Linked DNA regions of Homo sapiens: region 1 is linked to region 2. Evidence: read pairs that join two places in POLR2A ChIA-PET (ENCODE). Cell type or tissue: OCI-LY7. All regions are shown on one strand. Region 1 overlaps UVRAG (UV radiation resistance associated). Region 2 overlaps UVRAG (UV radiation resistance associated).

The links. Peaks named below come from ENCODE experiments on the same cell type or tissue, not always from the same donor. Only the 100,000 strongest peaks of a DNase experiment are listed, where the experiment ranks them.
Region 1: POLR2A ChIA-PET joins it to region 2 with 5 read pairs; 2 of 35 experiments call an interaction of 5 or more read pairs at or near these places.

The regions. Positions count from the first base shown.
Region 1 is chr11:76,114,357-76,119,356 of GRCh38, forward strand. UVRAG (UV radiation resistance associated) reads left to right here. Exons shown (of 15, transcript NM_003369.4): 14 at 1,568-1,659. Among named protein-coding and RNA genes, the nearest start is that of WNT11, 90 kb to the right of the region's middle. In OCI-LY7, no CTCF peak of the experiment used is centred here; no DNase peak of the experiment used is centred here.
Region 2 is chr11:75,870,905-75,875,904 of GRCh38, forward strand. The region is part of intron 3 of UVRAG (UV radiation resistance associated); the gene reads left to right. Among named protein-coding and RNA genes, the nearest start is that of UVRAG, 58 kb to the left of the region's middle. RefSeq lists an enhancer at 2,671-3,172. In OCI-LY7, no CTCF peak of the experiment used is centred here; a DNase peak (open chromatin) is centred at 2,707; H3K4me3 peaks cover 1,120 bases; H3K27ac peaks cover 1,582 bases.

The DNA.
Region 1 (5,000 bases), 240 kb after region 2:
TTCTGCTTTCTCAAGTATTGTTACCAGTTTTCGTCTCAGACTTTGGGGTAGGTGGTAGAGAGTAGCATGGTTTGTGAAAAGGAGGCCCTGGCTGATAATATCTTTGCCATTGAACCATGCGGCCCTGGATAATTTACTTCCCCTTTCTGGGGTTCAGTTTTCCCATCTGCAAAAGAAAAGGATTGGCTGAAATAATATTCAAGATACCTTTTAGTTTTAACATTGTATGTTTCTACATCCTTACTTTATGTGTGTATTCATTCAAACCATTCAGGAGACCCAGTTATGTTTGGAGGTTTTTCTTAAAAAGCCCAGAATCAGTGAGAGTGAACTCTTTCTCTAAGTATCACTCAAGCAGAGAAAAATCAGTTGAATTCTAGAGTCAAACAAAAGAAAACTGACTGTTTTTAGTAGGTGTTTATTTATGCCCCCTGTTGTCTTACTCTGAAGGCCTGCTTTCTATTCACATGATTTGTGGTTTTATTCTTTAAGAGAGGGATATATTTAAAAGTTTGACTTAGCCACTCTTAAATTTAAGTGCTAAAAGAGTTAAACCTTAAGACCGATGCCCCTTCACATTTGTACACAGACATACATTTTATAAAGTCTATAAACTTTCTTCATGTGTAATATGTCATTTGAAAAACACATTTTTGCAGAGCTGTGTTGTCCACTTACTGTGTGTTTGATGTGTGGATGAGCATGTGTGAGAATATGCACATCCACTTACTTCGGCTCTCCTTTATGGTCAGTTACGGAAGCAAATGGTGATACTCAGAGACACAGTGAAAGGAAGTGAAGAACAGACCGATGAAAACCATTAGCAACTTATCCAGAGTACTCAGAAGGACACTTAATTTTAGAAAATTGGCCTCTACCAGAAATAAATCAAACAAAGGGCAGATCTAGCCCACAAACCAGCAGTTTCCCTGTACCACCTCTCCAGCTATGTGCTCTGGTCTGGACAAAGAGGAACGTTAGAGACTCAAGAGAAATACAGAGCACAGCCTCTGTCAAAAGTGAGTTGCAATGTATTTGTTTAATAAGCATTGAATAAGTACCAGCACTATGCCAGACACTATTGGAGTCAGAGATGAATACAAGATGGTCCTTACCCTTGTTTATACAAAGGGGAGGGCTGAATGGAAGCTGGCAATATCTAAAAAGAAACACTGGTTTTCTGGTATATGTCCCTGGAGTTGGTGTTAGCAAACCCTACCAGGGTCTGGGGGTAGAAAAGAAGGCTAGATACAGGGGTCTTTGAAATATCCTCATTCCACAGTTGGTCACTCTTAGTCTTCTCTAAGTTTAGGGGGCAAGAGAACAGTAAGTAGATGAAGAGGCTACCTTAAATACCATCGTAATTTAAGTGGGTGTGCATACTCATACACGTGCTTATCTATATGTCAAATACCCAGTAAGTGGAAAGTACTGTGAGGCTGATAATAGTATCAAACATTTACATTTCCTCTTTTAGAGTTCAAAAAAATAACTTGTTTAGTGGTTCATTTTTCCGAAGCTTATAATCTGCCAAAATATCTTTAATTCTATTTTTTCACCTTCACAGCTAAGATATCAACATGGACTAGGGACTCCAGACTTGCGGCAAACCCTTCCCAACCTGAAAAACTTCATGGAGCATGGACTAATGGTCAGGTGGTGAGTACCTTTATCTCTGATAACCAGAAACTGTAATGTGGATAGGATCCTGAAAATCTTTTCTGACTTCCACATTGCTCCACACCTGCCTCTGAGTTTTCTTCTGTAATGAGATATGGGAGGAAAATGAAAGGCGCCATCACAGTTGGGGAGATCTAAGCTCCCGTCTGGCTAAGGAGGATGTAGCCCCCTTGGAGGGAGGAGGGGCCAAGGGGATATTGCTTGAACTTTGGGAAGGTGGCTGAGCAAGGAGCCCTTGAGGGCATTGCTGAGACAAACTGGAAGACAGCCAGTATGATTCATGGTAAGGGAGACCCAGAGCCCCTTGGACCTTTCCAAAGAACAGGTGAAGGGCCTGATTATAGAATGAGCATCAGGACCATGGCTGTGAGCATTAAAGGAAGAAAGCAGATAAGGAATAGGTCAGGGGGTCAGGACTTAGTTTGAGACCAGTAGGTACATTCTGAAATGTTTCTTGTGTGTGGTGTCAGTACCTGTTGAACCGTGAGGGCAAGCTGCTGCTGAAAGTGCTCCGTCAGGATAGACATGGACCTTTGAAAAGAGAAGGAGAGAGGGGAAGTCTGATAGAAAGAAGACATTAGATTCATTCACTTGACCTAAATGGAAAGTTGTTGGCTGTATCCATTTAGTAATTCTTGAAGTTTGAATCCTTGGGTAGTGGGCAGTAACTTACAAAATCACGTGCCTGGAAAGCAGGCCTGTAGAGTTAGACAGCTGGGGGCAGCACTGGCTTCTGATTCCAGGTATTTTTCTCATCATCTGCTGTGTGGATTTGAAATTCTACCTCTCTGAAATTTGATTTGCTCTGCTGATGTGCCTTCAGAAAAGTAAAAAAACTGTGGTTGGTCTTTACTTTGATTTTCAAAACGGCAAGTTCCAGATGTCTGGTCTTAGATAGGACTCCTGTTAAGCAAATACACAACTGTTTAAAGAATTCCACTCAAAACATCAAAATAATTATTAAAGCTTGGTGTTGATATGGACCCGGATGCCTTCAGGAATATGAGAGAGGAATTAAGTTTTAAAGTAAAGTAATAAGAATAATAAAAGTGAGCTAGCAGGTATTTATTTAGCTTGTCTCTGTGTAAAGCTCTGTGATAGGTGCTTTAGAGAGATGAGAAAGCTCAAGCCCTGTCCCCAAGAGATTTGTGGTCCAGTTGGAAACAAGGCACAGAATTCATGAAGAGGTTTTCTAACACAATGGTAAATAACCTAAAATAATGAGAAAATTGGCAACCTACAACACTAATTAATCACACTAAATGAATCTTGCTCAGTACAGATAGCAGATTGTCCCTGAACCATTTACTGAAGTGTCTGTCTTTTCTCCACTGATGATAATGGCATCTCTTTTGTAAACCAAGTTCGCTTATCCATAGAGATCCATTTCCAGGATCCCTATTCTGTTCTGTTGCTTTATTTGGCTAGCCATCGATTAGTATGACATTTTTAATTATTGTAAGATGTAATTTCTAAAAGTGTTGTTGAGATTTGAGAATGAAATAAAAATCAAAATGTCCATTTTACTATTGATAAAGCTACTTGGAAAATGGGGCTTTAGATCTGAAATAAAACGGGCTTGCAAAGATGTCACTCAAAATTGAACTTATCCTCATAATCACAATGTAAACTGGAGAGCCATAGGCTTTCCCTACAGAGGCAGGCCCTTAACTACATTGGCAGACAGCGATCAGGTGACTTTTCTTCAGGAGCCCAGATAGGGCTGAGCCAAGAATACCCAGTTGCTATTTTGCCCTCTAGATTCACCAATCAGGAAAGTCCCTCCTCCTCTGAGAGAGTGAGAGGATGGAGAGAGCCAAGAGTGTTAACTCCTAAAGCCATGTTCCTTCATAGGAACAGAAAAGGAAAATACCTCCAATTTTCTTGATATCTGTTAGGGAAAAGCTAACCTCCATATCTGTTAGGGAAATATCTGTTAGGGAAGGCTCTTCTTCAAAACTCTTGGCTTTTCTTGACTTGAGTCTTTGAGTGATTTCACAGTTTTATGACATTGGGTCTTCCTAACTATGAACATGTTACATCGCTTGCTTTTTTAAAACATACCTCCATGAGGTTTATAATTTTCTTCATAAAAGTCTATGCATCTTTTATTAGATATACTTAGTCCTATTAGCTTACAGTTTTGGTTGCTGTTGTAAATTTTTTTATTATAATAGTTAACATTTTCTGGCTGATGTACAGGAATAGCACTGATTTTTAGTATTTTGAGAGTGTGTTCTGGCTAACATTAGTTACAATAGTTTGTTTCGATTCTCTTGGATTTTTTGTGTATACAATCATATTTTTAGTGAATAATGGTATTGTTTCTATTTTTATAACTTCGTTACTTTTTCTTGTCTTACTATGTTTTATTACAGAACAGGAGCAGTGATAGTGGGTATCCTTGTCTTCTGACTTCAAAGAGAATGCTTCTAATTTTTCACCATTAAGTATTATATTTATTGTAGATTGGGGTAGATATCCTGCATTAGCAGAAGGAAGAATTTTTCTGTTCTCAGGTTACTAAGAGTTGTTTTTTAATCATGAATATGTGTATTTTGAATTTTACCATGTTTATTCTGAATCTGTTGAGGTAACACTACATTTTTCTAATGTTAAACCATCTTTGCCCCCTGGTCATGTGTATTATTTTTTCCTACATTATTGGATTCCTTGGCTAATATTTTAGAATGTCTCCATCTGCAAACTGAAATGAGACTGGCCTACAGTTTTTCTTTCACATAAAATCCTTGTCTGATTTTGGTTAGAATTGAGCAAACATGATGAGGTTATAAGAGCTTCATAAAATAAATTGAGGATCTTTACCTTCTTTTCTATTCTCCAGAACAGTTCATATAAGATAGGAGGAAGTATCTCTATCTTAAAGGTATGGTAGAACCTAGAAAAAAACTACTGTTTTTTGTTTGTTGCTGGGGAGAGTGTAGATTTTTAACTACTGATTTAATTTCTGTAATGCTTACAGGTCTGTTTCTGTTTCATTTCTCCAATTCCTAGTTAACTCACTCCAGTCTGATTTTTAGTTCTATGAGTATACTGAAATTCCTTTTATCTAGCTTGGTGCCTACCGAATTCTAAACATAGACCCAAACTCAAAGGTCACTTTTCATCCTTATCCTGTTCAGTGGCACCTGGCCTTGCTGGCCATTCCTGCCTTCCTGAAACACTCTTCCTTGTTATCTTCCACAGGACTGCCCTCTCCTGGCTTTCTGCTTCTAGCTTCTCCATGGCCCCATCTTAGGCCCTCTTCCCTTTTTCTCTCTGTACTCTCTTCTCTTTTTTTCTTTCCTCCTCCGCCTCCT
Region 2 (5,000 bases):
TGTTGCCCAGGCTGGAGTGCAATGGCGCGATCCCGGCTCACTGCAACCTCCGCCTCCAAGGTACAAGCGATTCTCCTGTCTCAGCCTCCCAAGTAGCTCAGATTACAGGCATGTGCCACCATGCCTGGCTATTTTTTTATATTTAGTAGAGATGGGGTTTCATCATAACATGTTAGTCAGGCTGGTCACGAACCCCAGACCTCAGGTGATTCGCCCACCTCGGCCTCCCAAAGTGCTGGGATTACAAGCATGCGCCCCTGCGCCCGGCCTATCTCTTGCTTTTCAGTCACTACCTTTTCCCAGAGAGAACCTCTCTTCTGACTTCTAACACCATAGCTTAGTTCTGCCTGGTTATGAACTTTTACATGGCATATGCCCTTTTTTTTTTTTTTTTTTTTTGAGGCAGAGTCTCGCTCTTGTTGCCCAGGCTGGAGTGCAATGGTGGGATCTTGGCTCACTGCAACCTCTGCCTCCCAGGTTCAAGTGATTATCCCACCTCAGCCTCCCAAGTAGGTGAAGTGTGCACCACCATACCAGGCTAATTTTTTTTTGTATTTTTAGTAGAGACAGGGTTTCACCATGTTGGCCAGATTGGTCTCGAACTCCTGATCTCAAGTGATCCGCCCACCTTGGCCTCCCAAAGTGCTCGGATTACAGGCACGAGCCACCGCGCCCGGACTGCATCTGCTCTTTTGCTCAGCATAATATTTGTGAGATTCGTTCATGTTGTATATAGTAGTTCACTAATTCTAATGAACATATCCTTTGCTGAACATATGTGTGCCTTTCTCTGAGGTAGGTACTTAGAAGTGGAATTAAGTGCTGGGTTGTAGGTTATGTTCAGCTTTAGTAGATATTGCCAAATAATTTTCCCAAGCATTTGTACCAGTTACATCTTACCAGCAGTGTGAGATTTTTAGTTGCTCTATCCTTGCCCAAACTTGGTATTATCTATCTTTCAAGTTTTAGCCATTCTGGTGGGATTATGGTATTATGTTGTGGTTTTAGTTTAGTTTAATATGGTATTATGATATTTATGTTGTGGAGCACTTGTTCTGGAAAATCATACCAGTTAATGCCAATTAGGAATAAACAAATCCCGAACAAGTATTGGAGTCTTTTTAAAAAAATTGATGGGATATATTTGATCTAACTTGATAGTTAACAAGCTCTTTTTCATCTTCTTTTTGACTGTTCAAGGATAAGTGGAGTTGGTGGTCTGTTGAATTCCAGTTTAGTAAAATATTACCATTTGAGTTTTTCATATCCATATTACCTTTTAATGGATTTCCTTCCTCTCCCCTTTCTTAAATAGGGGAAGATTATTCAACCTTTTCTCAACAAGTCAAGGTTATCATGAGGAACATTAATGATTATATTATATTCGAACTTCAGGGGCTGCCTGGGACATAAGGCTCCATTATTCTTACTTTAGACAGTCCCCACAACATGGCCTTCCTCGTATACAAAAGTGATCTAATGCTGCCTTTTTTTTTTTTTTTTAGACGGAGGCTCACTCTGTCGCCCAGGCTAGAGTGCAGTAGTGCGATCTCGGCTCCCTGCAACCTCTGCCTCCCAGGTTCAAGCGATTCTCCTGCCTCAGCCTCCTGAGTAGCTGAGATACAGGCGCGCCCCACCACGCCCGGCTAATTTTTGTATTTTTTAGTAGAGGTGGGGTTTCACCATATTGGCCAGGCTGGTCTCAATCTCCTGACCTTGTGATCTGCCTGCCTCAGCCTCCCAAAGTGCTGGGATTACAGGTGTGAGCCACCACTCCCGGCCTGCTGGCATGATTTTAGAGTCAGTGTCAGATATTGACTTTGTCTTCCTGTTCCAGATATAACCAACCATATGACGTTAGACAAGTGACTTAATAATTCTTAGCATCAGCTTCTCCTGAAAAATTGGGATAGTGCTGTCTGTTTCACAGGACTCTTGAGTTTCATGAAGATTAAGTAAGAATATATAGTCAAATTAGTAGTATAGTACCTGGCACACTGAACCTTTGGTAATGGTGCTGGATATTGTAGAGGATAAATACGCTAGTAGAAATCCCTGCCTTTGAGGAGCTCACGTTCTGGAGGGGAAGACAGGCAAAAAAATCAGTGATGGTGATGTGTCATGCCAGGTGCCGTAAGAAAGTTAACCACTCACAGGTTCCTATGGGAGCATAGAGGAGCGGCAGCCAGCCCCATGGACATCAGTGAACACACAGCTTTCATTGTTCCCCCTTTCTTGTAATAATTATACCAGTAGTAAAAATGAGTAAAATGGTTTTTATTCTCTATTTATAAAGCATGATTCATATTAGGTGAGAAAGCGAATCACTTTTTCCAAATGAATCTTAAGCTATGCTTTCTGGTCTTGGCCTTAAATTTAATATTTTTGACCCCAAAGTGATTAGGTCTTGTTGCAGCAAAGTGCCAGGAATAGTTTTTTTTTTTTAATTCTGCAAATATTTGAATACTTACTTTGTCTCCAGGTTACTGTATTATCTACTTGGGAAAACAATAGCAAAAAAAGCCCCATCCTCGCAGTCGGTGGCAGGCAGAGAAGGCTGACAGTTAAAGAGAATTGGGAAGGCTTCTGAGGAAGAGATGTTTGAACTGAAACCTAGTGGTCAGAGAAACGTTAACCAGGAAAAGAATGGGTGGGGGTAGAGGCAGGGAGGGGGTCCCACCAGAGGCTCTCAGCTTCCTCATTTCAGAACTTGAGGTGGACTAGGCAAATTCAAAGGTCCCTTTTATTGCTTTCATTCCTAGCATATGTAAGCTAGAGGAAGCCCTCATTTTGTCTCTTTCTATGTTGTACGCAGCTTGCTTGTTTGTCCTGTAGTTCATGTTAAATTAAATCCGGTATAGTGCTCAGCATGTAGTAAATGGCTCACAAATGATTGCCATTACTCATGTAAGGTAGAGTTGGTGAAGGGTACTCAGTTCCAGGGGAGCAGGCACATCCTCAGGCTGCAGGCTAGAAGGCTTTTCCCCAGCATTCCTAGCTACAGTTTTCTCAGCGTCCTCGGTGGACAGTTGGGTGAACCAGTGAAGGGCCAGTTCCTTCTTAGCTAATCTGTAATGAATGCTTCATTCTTGTAGTAGTGGTCTAGGCTTTGCTATTATGTTTAGTCGTTTGTTTTGTCTCAGCTCTAGTCAGCTGTAGAGTCTGGTGATGGAGCAGCAAGAGCAAGTGTGAGACCTGTGGAGTCTCCCCAGTTCTTTCTCTCAGAGAATAGGGCATAGGCAGAGGGCAGAGTTCTTTCTTCCTTTTCTGCCTCTGGCTGTGAGATATAAAATAAGGAAATTGTTGACATTCTCTTTAGCCCGCCTTTGTTCTAAATTCTGTCTTTTGTAATTTGGTAGAAAGAGAAAAAAAAAACAACAACACACACACACAAAATGAACATGAGACAAATTCTAGAGAACTAGATTCAAATTCTGATACTGTTTTTACTAAGTGACCTTAGGCAAGAAGACTCAGTTTCTGTGTTTTATTGATTTTTAATTTTTCACAATTTAACATTCCTGCACAATCTAGATGCATCTTAAAACCAGTTCTTTTTGGTTGTATATACAATTATGATGCATTTTATGATTGGTGATGTCTTGGATTTGATGAAATATGGTATTTCGTCTTAACTATTAGAATTAACAAATTGTCTTATTTACTTCATGTGGATTTATTGTTAGGATTAACAAGGCTTATTCAGCAGATTAAATATTTGTATGTGCTAGAATAAGCATTCTCTATGCCCTTTTTATCTATTATTAATACTTTATATAGTGACTGTCACTAGTAAGTATTAAAATAGTAGCTATTGCTGTAATTAGTTTTTTATTACTATTCTGTTCAAGCTTCATAAAAACCCTGTGAGGTGATAGTTTTATAACTGAAGATTCTGAGACACAGGGAATTATGCAGTTCAACAACGTGGCTTCATTATAGCACTTTCCTCTCTACCACTCTGCCTGTCAGCTCTCTTCATTTTTCAGAGGAAAGGCTGAAGCTACGTGATTCTTTAAAGCCATTCCACAAGCCAGTGGTTCTGTTTGGGTGACGGTCTGCTGCTGTTCCCAAGCCCATCCACGTTTCTAGTGATTACTCCTATGTCTGCATAGCTTAGTGGTCACCCAGTGATTCGTGACTTTATGCTTAGATACCTCAAGCCAGTAACTTCTGCCAGTGGATTGTGAATTTTGTCCAGTTTTACTGTTGCTTTTTGGGGGAAAAATTTGCTGAGCTACTCATTTTATCATGTCAGACATCATACCCCTTCTTTAGATTTACTCTTATAGGTACCATTTATTTGCTATTCATTCATTCTTGCAGCAAAAATGTTCTGAGTTCACTTTGCCTAAAGTGCATCCTTTAGGATTTTCTTTAGTGAGCATATGTTAGTGTCACACTCCCAAGTTTTTTTGTCTGAAAATGTATTCATTTTACTCTGATTTGTGAAGAGTATTTTCATTGGGTGGATTTCTTGGTTGTCAGTTACTTGGTTTTATGTGTTCTGATATGGTTTTATTTATCTTGCTTAGGACCTGTTACGTATTTAAACCTGTGAATTAGTTTTTTTTTTTTTTTAATCAGTCTAGGAAATTGCTACTTATCTCTTTAAATAATTCCTTGCCTCCTTCCTTAATCCATTTTCTCTCTCTGGACTGCTTGCTAAATGCGTATCAGATCTTTTTACTCTGTCATCCATGTTTTTAAACCTTTTTTTTTTTTTTCATATTGGTCTTTTTATCTCTGCTGCATTCTGTGTAATTTCTTCTTCCAAGGAAGGTTCTCCTCTCATCTGTCATGGCAACTTTCCCTACAGACATCTGTGTGTAGGGATTTGGTGGATTTAGTTTAGTTTCACTTATGCTGTTTAGGGGTATAGCCCTTTTGTGGTCCTCAGTGTGGAGAGGGACATTTTTTAGTCATGGATGGGACCTGGGCCTGGCTCTTGAATTATGTCCTTGCTTCCTTTAAGAATGCCAAAACTGGCCACGTGCAGT